Linked DNA regions of Homo sapiens: region 2 is linked to region 1. A link is a loop called in an ENCODE intact Hi-C map of the cell type or tissue named here. Cell type or tissue: sigmoid colon. All regions are shown on one strand. Each heading gives the region's core, and the rest is flanking DNA. Links, peaks and the distances in the headings are about the cores only. Region 1 has its middle 23 kb from the start of ESRRB. Region 2 has its middle 110 kb from the start of VASH1.

The links. A loop is a pair of places that touch in the nucleus more often than their neighbours do. Peaks named below come from ENCODE experiments on the same cell type or tissue, not always from the same donor. Only the 100,000 strongest peaks of a DNase experiment are listed, where the experiment ranks them.
Region 2: a loop joins it to region 1, with 7 times the contacts of the local background. A loop is called at or near these places in 4 of 110 quality-filtered maps.

The regions. Positions count from the first base shown.
Region 1 is chr14:76,351,570-76,354,480 of GRCh38, forward strand. It overlaps a transcript of ESRRB not described here. Among named protein-coding and RNA genes, the nearest start is that of ESRRB, 23 kb to the right of the region's middle. RefSeq lists an enhancer at 1,478-1,667. In sigmoid colon, for the core only: a CTCF peak has its summit at 1,408 (motif pointing left); no DNase peak of the experiment used is centred there; H3K4me3 peaks cover 595 bases.
Region 2 is chr14:76,646,408-76,649,318 of GRCh38, forward strand. No RefSeq gene overlaps it. Among named protein-coding and RNA genes, the nearest start is that of VASH1, 110 kb to the right of the region's middle. RefSeq lists an enhancer at 1,319-1,613. In sigmoid colon, for the core only: a CTCF peak has its summit at 1,500 (motif pointing left); no DNase peak of the experiment used is centred there.

The DNA.
Region 1 (2,911 bases), core at 127-2,626:
AAGGTCACATTCTCAGGTACTGGGGGTGAGGACTTCAGCATATCTTTTCGAGGGATGCAATTCAACCCATAACAGCCATCAGTATACCACCTTCTGGGTGAAGGTGAAGGAATATTATCTCATGTATGCCACCATATGCAAAAAGCTTGTTTTCCTTTCTGTTCAGAGCATATGACCTCTTCTCACCTCTTCTCATAAACCAACAAGAAACAAGGACTGGGTGAATGTCAGTGGGGGACTCTCTATAGCTGATGAAGAGTATAAACTTCACTGGGTGCAGTGGTTCATGCCTGTAGTCACAGCTACTTGGGTGGCTGAGGCGGGAGGATCACTGGGGCCCAGGAGTTCAAGGCTGCAGGGAACTATGATGGCACTACTGCACTCGAGCCTGGGAGACAGAGTGAGACCCAGTCTCTTAAAAAAAAAAAAAAAAAAAAAAAGCAAACTCCAAGAAAGCAAGTGAACAGGTTTTTAAGTGTCCTGTTCGCTGTTGAGTCAGTGCCTGGCACAGAGTAGATTTGTTGAATGAATGGATAAGTGAATATGGTGGTTGGAGCTCCACAGGCTGGAGTGAACTGTGTGACTCAGGAAAACCACTTACCCTCCTTTACCCGCCTGACTTTTTTCGTGTGTAAAATGAGAATCAGAACAAGTACACGTAATTTACACATCATTGGGAGCATTGCATAAGAACCTATGTAAATGCCTTAACTCAGTTCCCAGCATGCAGTAAGTGTTCAGTACATGTTAATTAAATCAGAACCTGTTGGCGGCCACTGAGCAGTCTTTGAGGTTTGGGGCAGCTGCAGTAGTGATGCCAGCCTAGCAAGCGGGAACGTATCTACTCAACTCTTCTGCAGGAAAGGGTTGAGCTACCTTAACCAGGGAGCTGCTAGTGAGAAAGTGATCAAGCCTCAAGCGGACCTGGGAGACTAGATTACTAGAGAAGTATTATTACAGGGCACCGGTTGGGGGCACAGGCCCTGGAGCCAGACCCTGGGCCTTCAAATCCCAGGTTTAGCCCCAGCCAGGTGTGGGACCTCTGGCGCAGGGAAGCTCAAGTTTCTCTGACTATAAAGTGGAGACAATAATAACATCTGGCTTTCTGGTGAGGATTGGATAACAGTGCCTGGCACATGGTGAGTATTGTGTAAGTTTGATATTACTAGTGTAACTTTTCTATGTCCTCGGCCCCGGTTGCTCTGAGCTAGCTGATTGGAAAGCCCTAACCCTCGAACTCCGGGCTTTCTGGGAACGCGGGCTCTCTCCCCTCTTTCCCTCCGCCCCCACGCGCACACAGGCGAGCACCGTCCGCCCTTCCTAGTTCCCACCGCGCGCCCCTCGCTGAGCGCTCCGCACACTCTGAGATCCAGCGCGCCCTCTGGTGGCACACGGCCCCGAATCGCCGCGCTCCTGCGGGCCGCGCGCAGGGTCGCCGGGTAGGCACAGGCACGTCCCGTGGCCACGGACCTTTGCCCTCTGAGGCACCCTAGACCTTGGCTTTCTCTCTCTCCATTGCTCTTGTGAGAAAAGCTGCCTCGCTCTGCGGCCTCTCTCACGAGCGTGCCATTGTCCCGGAGAGTCCGGGAGTTGAAACAGCCCCTGGATAGAGCTGGGGAGAGGGCAGCACCCCCTTATCTTGGTGAGGTTTCAGGGCTTGCCCTCCTGGTTCTAACCTCAAAGGAGGGAGTTTAGCTAGGAGACAGCTGTTTTTACAGTCCCCAACCCCACCACTTTTTTCTCTGATGTGCTGTTGAAACCGATGGGCAGCTGAAAGGCCCTCATCTCTGCAAATCCGCCTGACTTAAGGTTCACCCTGTATGTCTTGGGTTCGCCAGCCATTACCATCCCCTAAGACTCGGGGATTACAGTTCCCGCCCTGCCTGCCTCTGTGTGGGTTTATTTAGGCCTTCCAGCCCCATCACTTCATCATCATCATCATTTATGAACCGCTAAGCATGTGCCAGGCACTGTTCTAAGTGCTTTGTGCATATAACTCATTTTATCTGGACAAGAGAAGAAACTATAAGTACAGGAGAGCCTATGAGGAAACTGAGGCACAGAGCGATTAGTGACTTGTCCAAGATCACAGATTGTAAGGGCTGGGTGTGGTGGCTCATGCCTGTAATCCCAGCACTTCAGGAGGCCAAGGCAGGAGGATCGCTTGAGCCCAGGGGTTTGAGACCAGCCTGGGCAACATAGTGAGACGCTATGTCTCACTATGTTAGTTACAAAAAAATTAAAAATTATCCAGATGTGGTGGTGTGTACTTGTGGTCCAGCTACTCAGGAGGCTGAACCCGGAGGATCACGAGCCCAGGAAGCTGAGGCTGCAGTCAGCTATGGTGGAGCCATGGAACTCCAGCCTGGGCAACAGAGCGAGACCCTGTCTCAAAATAAAAATAAAGAAAAGAAAAGAAAACTAAAAGGTCACACATTGCAGGGGTTTGAACCCTAGCAGCCTGACTCCAAGCCTATGTCAGCCCCGCTGGGTCCTGCTGCCTCCCTGCTGAGCTTTGTGTGGCTGGTCCTGCTCCCTTGCTTTGCATCCACATACCCTGACCTCTCCATCTGGAATGCCCTTCCTCACCCCCGGGAAATCTGCTTGGCCAACTCCTCTGTGAGCCCTTCCTTGGCCCCCAGGGTCCTCTACCCGCCCCCCCCCCCACCCACACTTCCACCCTCACCTCTCCATGTGCCTGTCATTAGTGTTACTTGCTTGCCCCTACCACTGGGCTGTGGGGCTGCTGACAGCAGAGGCTGTTTTCTGTTCATATTTGCTCTCTCCACTGCCTAGTACGATGCCAGGGACATGGCAAGTGCTCCTGCGATGAAGCCAGGCTCACATAGCAGCAGCCTTTTTCCAGGGACCTATCTCACCATTGCACTCTGAAGGGGGAGGACAAGTGCAT
Region 2 (2,911 bases), core at 116-2,615, 290 kb after region 1:
CCTCGAGATCTTGTTAAAATGCACAGTGTTACAATTCAGAAGGTCTAGGATGAGGTTCTGCCTTAGTCAGTTTGGGCTACTATAACAGATACCACAGACTGTGTGGCTGAAACAACACTTATTTCTAATGGTTCTGGAAGCTGGGAAGTCCAAGATCAAGGTGCTAGCAGATTCCATATCTGGAGAGGGCCTGCTTCCTGGCTTATAGGCAGCCACCCTCTTGCTGTATCCTCATGTGGCAGAGAACAGAGATCATCTCTCTCATGTCTCCTCTTATAAGGGAACTAATCCCATTCTGAGGATCCCACCCTCATGACCTAATCACCTCCCAAAGACCCCAACTTCAAACACCATCATATTGGGGATTCAGGCTTCAACATAGAAATCCTGGCTGGAGGCGGGGCACAAACTTTCAGTCCACAGCAGACTCATTCTATAGCTCTAACCAGTTCTGGGGTGATGCCAGTTCTGCTGGTCTGTGGACCACACTTTGAATAGCAAGATTTTAGGTAATGCTTTTCTACAAAATAAATTATTGAACTAATGGGTAAGTTAATTTCATAACATCCATAATTATAATAAACTACATCTGTAAAGCCATCTCTAGTTTCACATGTATTCAACTTAAGCCTCATAATGGCCCTGTCTGTGAGTGAAAGCAAGCAGATTTTTTTTTTTTTTTTTTTTTTTTTTTTTGAGATGGAGTCTCATTCTGTCACCCAGGCTGGAATGCAGTGGCGTGATCTCGGTTCACTACTGCCTCCACCTCCCAGGTTCAAGCGATTCTCCTGCTTCTGAGTAGCTGGGACTACAGGTGCCTGCCACCACACCCGGCTAATTTTTGTGTTTTGGGGGTTTTTTGGGGTTTTTGTTTGAGATGGAGTCTCACTCTGTCACCAGGCTGGAGTGCAGTGGTGTGATCTTGGCTCATTGCAACCTCTGCCTCCCAGATTCAAGCGATTCTCCTGTCTCAGCCTCCTGAGTAGTTGGGACTACTGGTGTGCGCCACCATGCCCAGCTAATTTTTTTGTGTTTTTAGTAGAGACGAGGTTTCGCCATGTTGGCCAGGCTGGTCTCGAACTCCTGACCTCAAGTGATCCACCTGCCTTGGCCTCCCAAATTGCTGGGATTACAGGCGTGAGACACCGTGCCTAGCCGAAAGCAAGCATATATTCTTATCCCTACTTTGCAGATGATAAAAATAAAAGCTGAGAGAGCTTGAGACTCCCTGAGGGTCATCTTGTTCGGTAATGTCAAGGATTAGACTAGAAAACAAATCTTGTCTATGCTCTACCACTGCCTAATAACAGTCCCCAAGATTTCATCAGTGTTTGAATGCCCAGCAAGATTCTAAACATGGTGTGTGTGTGTCTCATTGGAAACCACCTCAAATCCAAATGCTGTGGTCACTTTCAACCTAGCCTCTCAGTAGCACCCTGCACTTTGGCTTTGGGATGGCCTCCTACATGGAGGAAACATTGCCACCTAGTGGACTTCCAGAGCATCAACTCTTAGGACGCTGAGTCTGGGTTACATCTTGGGTTACATCTTTCTAACTTTGGCCTTCATAGCTCTGGTTCTTCCAGTCAACACAAATGCTAGACTCTACATAAGAGATGCAGATGTAGCACTGTCATGGCCTTTGCTTCTAGGAGCTCTTGAGGTAGGTGCAGAGACAAGATTTTTTTACACGAAATAATTAGTTCCTTGTTCAAATTTCGTGATCAGAGGACATGGTTAAGTTCTAACCTTTAGTAGTTGTGTGATCTTGGGCAAGGCGCGTGACCTCTTTCATCCTCCATTTCTTCATCTACAAAGAGAAGATACAATAGTCTTGCCTCACTGGGTCATTGGGATGAAGACGAGAGATTCGTATTAAAAACCAGCAGGGCCTGGGAATGGAGATGTTACGGGGAATGGAGGTTATGATTTCTAGATGGCACCAAGATTTTGAGCCTGGTTGACAGGAACAATGATGATTCCATGGGGAGAGATAAGGTGGACAGCTATTTGAGGTAAAAGATGGCAAGTTTAGATTTACCTATGAGTCTAAAATGTCACTGGGACAGATGTGGGACAATATCCAAAGCAGTTGGAAGGGGCTGTGGAATGAAGACCCAGGTTTGGAAAGGCAGGAGAGTACAGTGGTCAGGTGCATGGGTGTGGGGCCCAACAGCGCGGGTTTCACTCTCAACTTCACTGCTTCCCAGCTGTGTGACCTCCAGCAAGTTGTTTAACCTCTCTGTGTCTTGGACTGGTCACCTATAAAATGCAAATAACAGGGCCGGGTGTGGTGGCTCATGCCTGTAACCCCAGCACTTTGGGAGGCTGAGGTGGGTAGATCACTTGAGGTCAGGAGTTCGAGACCAGCCTGGCCAACATGGTGAAACCCCGTCTCTACTAAAAATACAAAAATTAGCTAGTTATGGAGGCACACACCTAAAGCCCCAGCTACTCAGCAGGCTAAGGCTGGAGAATCACTTGAATCCAGGAGACGGAGGTTGCAGGGAGCGGAGATCATGCCATTGCACTCCAGGCTGAGTGACAGAAAGACTCTGTCTCAAAAAAAAAAAAAAGCAAATAACAATGGTTGCTGTGAGAATGACATGAGTTAGCATAGCTACATTAATATCTATTAGGTACTTTCTGTAACTTTTGCCTGAGTCAGGCTTGAGTGCACAGGTTGGAGGGGAGGGGGTCAAGTGTATGAGTTGATTATGAACTGTTTATATATTCACTGGAATATAGGCTCCAGGAGGGCAGGAGCTTCTATGGTTTATTTCTATCTCCTGGTGCAGCACAGATGCTTAATAAGTAGTCATTGAATAAATGAGTGAATGAATGAATGAATTAATTGACACAGGCCTAGTGAAGAGTGGAGTCAGGAGAGGCTGAAAGGGAAACCAGTAGA